Regions from separate parts of the Mus musculus genome. Here region 2 is linked to region 1. The links are chromatin contacts, found by POLR2A ChIA-PET in ENCODE. All regions are on one chromosome and are shown on one strand. Each heading gives the region's core, a stretch centred on a gene start or an enhancer-like site at or near the end of the contact. The rest is flanking DNA. Distances are from core to core; before and after follow the strand shown. Region 1 holds the start of Fam160a2 (family with sequence similarity 160, member A2). Region 2 holds the start of Smpd1 (sphingomyelin phosphodiesterase 1, acid lysosomal).

Region 1 (4,760 bases), core at 1,674-4,173:
AAGAGTGCACACACCACCACCAAAATGTTTCTATCACTACAGCATCCTCATCCATGTTTCATCCTCTCAGACCTACCATTCCTCTGTAAATTAAAAGTCAAAATCCATTGTAATTAATGTTACTATGGCAACAAAAAGTTTAGTATAGCAAACAAAAAGCTTTCCGAATTCTGTGCTTTCTCTAGTAGAACCAAGAATTTATACAGATCCTAAGAATGCTCTAACATGCCAACCATAGTAGTGAACACCTTTTACCCTAGCACTTGGAAGGCAGATGCTGGCAGATCTCTGTGGCCAACCAAGCTACACTGTGAGGCCTCATCTGGGGAGAGGGACAAAAAAAAAAGGAGTGGGGGAGGGAGAGGGGAGGAGAGAAAGGCAAAGAAATTCTCTAACATTATCAGTAATACGCCCAATACTATACATGCCCATTCCATGTCATTGATACAATATTAAACAAAGCTCTCATCCCTATGACATGCTCACGCCCCTTAATTTTTTTGTTAACAATTACAAATCATAAAGAAATACTACTTGCAGGTATGAGGTCCTCTATTTCATCACTTTTCCAATATATAATGTGCCCTTTGCCCACACTGCCTTTACTTTCTATTACAAATCTTCCTTCCTCTAGTCACTAGCACTATGAAGATGCCAAACTGACTTGTTTTGTCCCTCTACCCTGTGAAACTGCTAGCTTCTGAATCTGACTCATCTCTAAAATTCCTTCCTTTGCCTACTTCACAAGGTATCAACATAATTTCAGCAAATTTTAAGGATGCTATGTAAAGCATGTCACTTTGATTTTATAATGAATTAATATAATATGTAAGCATGCATGCTACTCAGATATCTAAAGTTACATAAAATTACTATATAAGTACATGGTTCTTCAACCTAAAACAACACACACACCACTATCATTCTGAATGTCAGGATTTCATAAACCAGTAAAATATTTATTTTTTAAAAAGGTGATCAACTTTTTATTTTCATCATTTTCTTTAAACCTACCATGTACTTTACCACTAATTATTTCTCCAGTGAAAGAGCAAAGAGCACCTTAACACCAAAAAAGAACAATAATATTAGAATAAGTTACCCCTGCCCCTCTTTTGGCAGTGTTGGGATCAAACTTATAGTTTTGAATATGGAAGGGCACTCTCCCACTGAGCCACTCCCCCAGGATATAACTTTATTTTTAGTTCTTTCATCCTGTCTTATACAGATGAACGCTACCATGGACTGGATCCACAGGTCAGTGTTTGGGAACCACTACTACAACCTGTTATGCTTGTCGGTCCTCAAAAGTTCTGATTATCTGGCCAGACATATCATTATGAAGAAGGCCTCTTTGGTCTCCAGAGAGAAGAAAATATACCACAAGATAAAATAACTAGCTCTGAAGCTGAGATTCTTTAACAGAATATAAACTGAGGCTGCCTCAAATTCTCTAGGGATAGTCTTCATAGAAAGACCTAAATACTGTTATGGTTAAAGGAGGTTCAAGACACCTCAACTACATAGCCGACTGTCAGATCAGAGAGAAGATCCAGAGAATGGATCATATCACTAGTGAGACTAACTTCCCCAAATTCATGTCTGTGTGGATAAGGAGATGGACTTATAAAATACAAATAAAATGAACTTAATTATAGGATACAGAGGGAAATATGAGCTGTAAAATAGAGAAAACTTTTCAGGTGGTCTAAGTGTTTGGCATCTTGATTTCACAAATATGCACATATGTCAAAACATGTACACTTAAAGTATAAGCATTTACTGTACAAAAATTTGCTTCCACAAAGTCATGGGTTTTTTGTTCCTGCTTTTCAAACTCCTAAGAAGAGCAAACCTAAACACAGTGCTGCATATAACAAGCCATGTGACTTCCATGAAAGCAACTGCTCGTCCAATACAGATGACAGCAACAGGGAAGGAGGAATGTAGTAAGGGTGCCCAGAAGCAGGCAGAGAGAAAATATGGGTAGTTCTCTCTCTCCACCTCTCAAAACACAAAAACAAACTTCCTGATGGCCTCATTTTAAAGTCTGCCTTACAAAAGCAGAACCTGAGGAAACTGTGGTTCCATTATTACTCTGTAGATGACTAAACCTCAAACATTTTCCTTATCACAGTTACTGTTGCTTATGATGCTGTTTTGTGTGTGGTGTTTGGGGTTTGTTATTGTGGTTCTGGGGTTTTTTTTTTTTTCCTCCTCTCTCACTCTCTAACATATCTATGGGCACAGGGCGGCCAAGTGCACAACACTTGCGCCTGTACTTTACTTGATCGTAAACTATTGCTCTCCCTGGACAGGGCATCCAAGGAGGCCCCACAACCAACCTCAGCTCTCATGCAAGTCTCATAACCCTCAAGCCCCTTTCCTCCTCTGCCCTGCTTTCAACTGCTACACCAAGGCACAGCCATCCCCCGCTGGTTCCCGCCTTGGCCTTTAACGCTCCCCATCCCCGCACAGGCCTTACCCCCTCAACTCTTGTCCCAGGACGTCCCTCACCTTTCCAAGCTCAGCGAACCCACACCCTTTGCAAACGGTGGTTATGAGTTCCTTCAACTGGGCCCTTCGGAGCTGGGCCCAGGATCCCCTCCAGCGGGCTTCTTCCTGGTGCACAGCACCTAGGCTGTCCCCTGCCCCCCTACCTCAGATGTTCGCAGCCCCTCACCACCTGCCAACCCTTCACCCTGTCCCTTCAATTCCAAACCCGGTGCCGTCATCCCGAATCCCCTCGGCACCTTGCGCCTCTGCGCGCGCCGCGGCCCACGCGTCTCTTTCACTTGCACCACGCCGCCCTGCCCGGGCCTGTCGGCGGCCGGGCTAGGTGAGTTCAGGCCGCCGCCATCGCTCCTCAGGCGAACCAGCCGCGCCCCGCCCCGCGCCACACGCAGCCCGCGCCCCCGCGCACCTCACGCAACCGCCCAGTGACGCACGGCTGGGCAGCGGCGTGCCAGCTCATTGGTCCGGCCAGGCCCCAGCCAGAGCGTCGACGCCCGTTTCCTGGCAACGGCCGAGCGCAGGGGCGGGGTCTCCGTCCGCATTCCAAGAAAGGAGCGGCTCCACACTCTCAGGCCCCGCCCCCTCGACCCGCAGACTCCGCCCTTCTGAGGATTCTGGCGTTTTATAGGGGACGACTGAGAAGAGGCGGGGACAGAGGAGAGAAATTCGAACCGGAGGGCAGAAGGCTGCTCTAAGGGAGGGACAAGCTTCTGAGGCTAGGAAAGAGTAGGCTTTGGAAGGCACTGGGAGAGATAGAGGGCGAGGACGAGGGGGCGGGAACACAGGCCCTGGGCGGTGCTTATAGCGTCAAGTGGGCAGGGCTTTTCCTAAAGGATAGGCCAAGGGCCAGTCTGTGGGCAGGGCTGTAGAAAGCTCTCCTAGACCAGGCTGTTTGCTACCAAGCTAGTTTGTTTCCACCAGACTTATGCACGCCGGTTGGATTCTACCTTCCTACCCGTGAAGACCGCCTCTTCCTAGCTCTCCCGAAGCTTCCGTGACCTCGTAGAACGTGGAATAAGTTCCTACATGACAGCCTGGATTCCTGATCCGTTAGAACCTGTCTCAGTCTTAGGGCTGCGAAAGGAAAAGCGTCTAGAAGCAGCACTTAGCATGATCCCTGTTCATAGAGGATGAAAGAGCTGAGAGATGGCTTCAGGGAGAAATGCTGGCTGAAACAAGAGTGAGAAACACTAAGAGAATTAGCAGTTTCCGATAAAATCTGTAGTTGATTCTATCAGTGTTACCTGATTGTGATCATTCTGTGATTACATAATATGATGGATGACAGGGGGGCATGGGTAAGGAGTTTACAGCTTTGTGTGTTGTTTTTGTGACTTTTCTGTGATTCTAAAACTGGTTCAAATTAAAAGTATCCATAAAGAAGAAAGAAATAAAAATTTCACCCTAAAGAATTAGCTATCCCAAGGCAAGGCAGAATGGTCAAGACCCGGAGAACACCTGGAGCTGGGAGCATGCAAAGCAAAGATCAGATGAGAATGAAAACGGAATATATAATACTGCGGGACTAGTTGACCGTGTTAGTTTATATTATAGTCTTGGAATTTTATACATAGTCAGGTGGACAGGGCACCTTTGCAAATGGTCATTCAAAAGCAAAGCCCAAAATAGGATCAAAAGGATGTAGAAAAGGGAGTTTGTGGACACTGGGAAGGGTTTGAGACTTGGGTAAAGGGAAGGGAAAGGATTAAATATTGACATCCTGTATAAATTAAAAACCATCAAAGGGAACCAGAGAGATACCATCCTGGTTAAAGCACTGGCTGAGCAAACGTGACAGCCAGAGTTCAAATTCCCCAGAATCTACATAAATACCGGGTGGGTGTTGTGATCCACCGGGATCTGTCCTTGAAAGGTGACTCTGTTTTATTGAGAGAACCTGTCTCATTAAATCAGATGGAAGAACAAACAAGTGTGATTCCTTCCATCAGTCTCAGGCCTCCACAAGCACACACACACACACACACACACCACTCAAGGGCATACTCACAAATTTCCAGAGCTGAGGCATTGTTATGAGAGGTGGGAGTGACAGTGACTAGAAAGAAGAAGAGTGACTCCTCAAGCTTATAATAGTTCTGCTTCTTGAGCCAAGTACTGAGCTGGGTAAGTTCAATTTGTGAAAATATATCAAACTATAGATTTCTCTATTACTGTTGTTCCAGTGATAGTGGTAGTTACTATGTTGGCTGTATTAGTCAGCTGTCCATCACTGTTCCAAAATGAGA
Region 2 (4,615 bases), core at 1,971-4,470, 150 kb after region 1:
CCGGGGACATGTGGTTTATTAAAGCAATGAGAAATGTAAGTTGAAGGAAGAACCAGAATGTCCCAGGAGATCATAAGGGTTCCTCTGTGCAGGCCAAGGCTGACCTAAAGAAATACCACTGCTTAGGTGGCCTCCAAAACAGACACAAGACCTTCTGGTGGTGGCACATGCCTTTAAACCCACCATCTGGGAGGCAGAAGCAGGTGGATCTCTGCCAATTAGAGGCCAGGGTGTTCTACAAAGTGAGTTCCAGGACAGCCAGAGCTACATAGTGAGACTCTGTTCAGGGCATGGGGGTGGGGGAGGAAACAGACAGAATAAAAAAGATAAATAAGCCGGGCGTGGTGGCACACGCCTTTAATTCCAGCACTTGGGAGGCAGAGGCAGGCAGATTTCTGAGTTCAAGGCCAGCCTGGTCTACAGAGTGAGTTCCAGGATAGCCAGGGCTACACAGAGAAACCCTGTCTCGAAAAACCAAAAAACAACAACAAAAAAAAAAAAAAGATGAAAAGTAAGAAAGAAAACAAAGGTGTGATAAAACGTGTTATCTCACATTGGTGGCAGTGGGTTTGATGACCTCCTCAGGACCACCAACCTTCTCGGAGCAGGTATTTGTGGTTCCATTTACTGTCAGTCTCCCCTGTGTAGACACACCACCTCCACCTTAGAGCCCCAGGAAATGTACTTTAGAGTGGTCCTCACTTCTTGAAAGTGTCGCTTTCATCCAGCCAACAGAAGCTCTGCAAAGCTCTTTCAGCATCACGGAAACACCTTCAGCCTAAGATATGCTTTATATTCTTTATAGGTGAATATAAAGTTACTAAGTGTGTTGGTATAAGATTTAAATCTGAAGATTTGGGGCTAGAGAGATGGCCTAGCCATTTAGAGCATTTGTTGTTTTTGCAGAGGACCCTAGTTTGATTCCAGGCACCCACACAATGCCTAACAACCATTGGCAACTCCAGTTTCAGGAGATCTGTCATTTTCTTCTGACCTCTCCAGGTGACAGGCATTCTCATAGTACACATATATGGTGCACATTCATATAGGAAGATAAAATACATAAATATATAAAATGAATAAATCTAGTTTTTTTTAATTTGAAGATTCAAATAGTCACAGATCAGAAATATGCAGGGTGGGGAGTGCCTATAAGAAACATGTACAGACTTTTTCCTTGTTAACAATACAATGTAACAACTACTGCTATTATTAGGAATAAACAGGATTTAAAGTATCTAGATGTGTATAGCTTATATGCAAATGCAGCACTACTTCTCACATGTTATGATTATAGGCATGTGCCACTCAACCAGCTCAAGAATAGCAGTATTATTGCTATTTGTGGGATTGTGTGAGAATTGAAAACTAGTCATTACAAAGCACCTGAATTAGTATTTAGCACATTTACAGAATTTGATAAATTAAGCTTTTTGCCACTGTGGATATAATTCCTCTTTTTAATTTTTTGAGGTATGGCTTCATAGCAGTCCAGGGTAGACTCAAACTTCTCAAATTCACTTTGTAGCTAAGGGTGGCCTTGAATGTCTGATTCTCTTATTTCTACCTCCCAGGTGCTGGGGTTACAGGAGTATACCCAACTCTTTCTCTATTAAAAAGGAGGAAATGAGCCGGGCAGTGGTGGCACGCCTTTAATCCCAGCACTTAGGAGGCAGAGGCTGGTGGATTTCTGAGTTCGAGGCCAGCCTGGTCTACAAAGTTAGTTCCAGGACAGCCAGGGCTATACAGAGAAACCCTGTCTTGAAAAAATAAAAATAAATAAATAAACAAAGCCAAAAGTCCCTTCTATCCTGAGAATTCTGAATTAAAGCTTTGTTAGAAGATTGGCTGGCTCCCGAACTGTGGATCCTGGGGCAAGACATAGTGAGATCCTGTCTCAAAAACAAAACAAACAAACAACAACAGATAAAATAGGATTAAAAACACTTAAGAAGACCTTTGAGAGATGAGATGTAACCCATACCTGGCACCATTATCAGTGTAAGGGCCTGTGGCTAGATAGGTCATAACCCCCATAGCGGGGCAGAGAACCTACTACTATTATTCTGCTAATAGGCACAGTATTTAAATGACTTTAGTGTACCCGTAGATCAGAGCACTTAGCAGTCCTCACCAGTGAAGCTTCTTGAAGCAGGAGAGAGTTAAACACAGACACCTACAAATGATCATCAGAGAACAAGAGACTTCGAAGTGATCCTCCCTAAATGGGGTCTATATCACACCTCTCCTTACAAGGCTAAGTGATTGAAAGTGGGACTGAAAGACTGGAAGAGCCAGAGGCAGCGGGTGACTAAAGGAAACTTTTCTGGCACGACAGGGAAGTTGCATGCAGTGAAATCGCCATGATTGTGACAGCACGCACAGGATGTTCAAGCGAGACAAAATTCCAAAGGCTCACTCCTAGCTAAGGCGTATTGGCATCGGAGAGCTCCTAGAAGAGGCAGTTTTCTTTTTAAGGATATGACGACCCCTGGTAGGTTGACCAGGCTCCAGGGCAGGTCCCACACCTAATAGTGTTGGGACCTGGGTAGAATTCCCAGCACGCAGCACGGGCGTGGCGACCTCAATACATCTATAACTCCAGTCCAGGTGGATCCTCTTCCGGCCTCCAGCAGGCACCACGCACGTGGTGCACACACATACAAAATACCCATACACATAAATAAATAATAATGCAAAATTTTAAATTAAAAGAAAGACACATTAACAAAACCTTAAGTGATTCAAGGCTGCTGTAATGGTGGCAGAGCATAGGAAATCGAGGGGAGGACCGTCCATGGCAGGTCAATCCGCTCAATGCAAGCATCGCTGCCCCAGCCCTCTCTAGTTAATCTTCTCAGTTTAATGACCAGCTGAGCCGGGCATCTATTCTAGGAATCTGAATGTTTAAAAAAAAAAAAAAAAAAAAAAAGCGGGGAGGGGGGGTGGAAGAGAGGGGCACCTGGGAGTTCCCTAAAGGGCTTCCATCAGTTCTGGGCAGAAATTATCGGGGCCGCCGCCCGCAGCCTCGCGCAGCAATGGCTCAGGGTGGTGAAGCTTGTCTCTACCGAGGTCACCTACCCACCCCAACCCCGCGGGTCCTAAGACCGCCCGGGGTGATTGGGCTGTGGCTGAAGAAGGCGGATCAGGGCGGGTTGGCGAGCCCCCTTTTGCTCCGCCCCCAAGGTTTTGACAGCCGCTCCCCCACAGTTGCTGGGCCATAAGAGGAACAGGAAGGGGAGGAGCTGTTTTGTGGCTGGCTGCTGAGCTATCAGTCAACCACAACGAAGGGTAATCAGGTGTCTCCAGCGTTACCCGGGCCCCGAGGGCCAGCCAGGGCTTCGGCCTGTGGGGCCTGGAGGGGCAAGCCAGTCCTGTCTACGAGCCTGGCAATGCCCCACCACAGAGCATCATCCGGCCAGGACCACCTCAGAGCCGGCTGGGAGCAGAGACTGGAGAGGTCCTTACCGGCACCCAGAGTGGGACTCCTTTGGATGGGGCTGGGCTTGGCGCTGGTTCTGGCTCTGTTTGACTCCACGGTTCTTTGGGTTCCTGCCAGAGCTTATCCTCTTCCTTCTGAAGGCCATTCTGTCAAATTCAGTGCCATAGCGCCGCCGCTCCAGAGTGCCTTTGGGTGGCAGAACCTCACTTGCCCCGCCTGCAAAGTCTTATTCACTGCTCTCAACCATGGGCTGAAGGTGAGTGCGTGAAGGGCTGTTGTGGAATGCTGGGGGCAGGATGAAGTGCACTGGTATGCCCGGGGGAGGGGGCAATATATTTCTGGTAGAGGGTGCTTCCTATGCATCCATGTTACCACTACCCCACTGTGACCTTTATAAAGTTAGGGAGAGTAAAGTCAGCTGGCTAATTGTGGGCTTGAAATGGTAGCACACCCTGAGCTAGAGTAGGTAGCTAGAGGCCTGGTGCTGAACTGCTGGGCAGTGTGTGGGAGATACTGATGTCTCTTTATCATGGTGACAGAGTTATCCTAGCTCCGATTTAGACATGGAAGCCTGTGGAGTGGTGGCCAGGGTTCACTTGTTCTGTCTCTGACCTAACTTCATTGGTTCCTTCCACCACAGAAGGAGCCCAATGTGGCACGGGTAGGCTCTGTGGCCATCAAGATATGCAAGATGCTGAACATAGCACCACTAGATGTGTGCCAGTCAGCCGTCCATCTCTTTGAGGACGATGTGGTGGAGGTGTGGACACGTTCAGTTCTGAGCCCATCAGAGGCTTGTGGCTTGCTTCTGGGCTCCTCTTGTGGACACTGGGACATCTTTTCGACTTGGAACATCTCTTTGCCATCAGTGCCGAAGCCACCCCCAAAGCCACCGAGCCCACCAGCCCCCGGTGCCCCTGTCAGCCGTGTCCTCTTCCTTACTGATCTACACTGGGACCATGAGTACCTGGAGGGCACAGACCCTTACTGTGCAGATCCACTTTGCTGCCGCCGGGGGTCCGGATGGCCACCCAACTCCCAGAAGGGGGCTGGGTTCTGGGGCGAGTACAGCAAGTGTGACCTGCCCTTGCGAACGCTAGAAAGCCTGTTGAAAGGACTGGGCCCTGCCGGCCCTTTTGAAATGGTGTACTGGACGGGAGATATCCCTGCCCA

The links. ChIA-PET counts read pairs that join two places held with the same protein, here RNA polymerase II (POLR2A).
Region 2: POLR2A ChIA-PET joins it to region 1 with 12 read pairs in Patski. The contact joins the promoter of Smpd1 here to the promoter of Fam160a2 in region 1. POLR2A ChIA-PET finds 5 or more read pairs at or near these places in 2 of 5 experiments (Patski and embryonic stem cell).

Annotation. Positions count from the first base shown.
Region 1 is chr7:105,397,131-105,401,890 of GRCm38, forward strand. Fam160a2 (family with sequence similarity 160, member A2) reads right to left here and starts at 2,924. Exons shown (of 12, transcript NM_199009.3): 1 at 2,754-2,924. It also overlaps a transcript of Cnga4 not described here.
Region 2 is chr7:105,551,140-105,555,754 of GRCm38, forward strand. Smpd1 (sphingomyelin phosphodiesterase 1, acid lysosomal) reads left to right here and starts at 3,221. Exons shown (of 6, transcript NM_011421.2): 1 at 3,221-3,698; 2 at 4,083-4,615. The coding sequence starts at 3,393. Gm39063 (a long non-coding RNA gene) reads right to left here and starts at 3,222. Exons shown (of 3, transcript XR_869857.2): 1 at 2,963-3,222.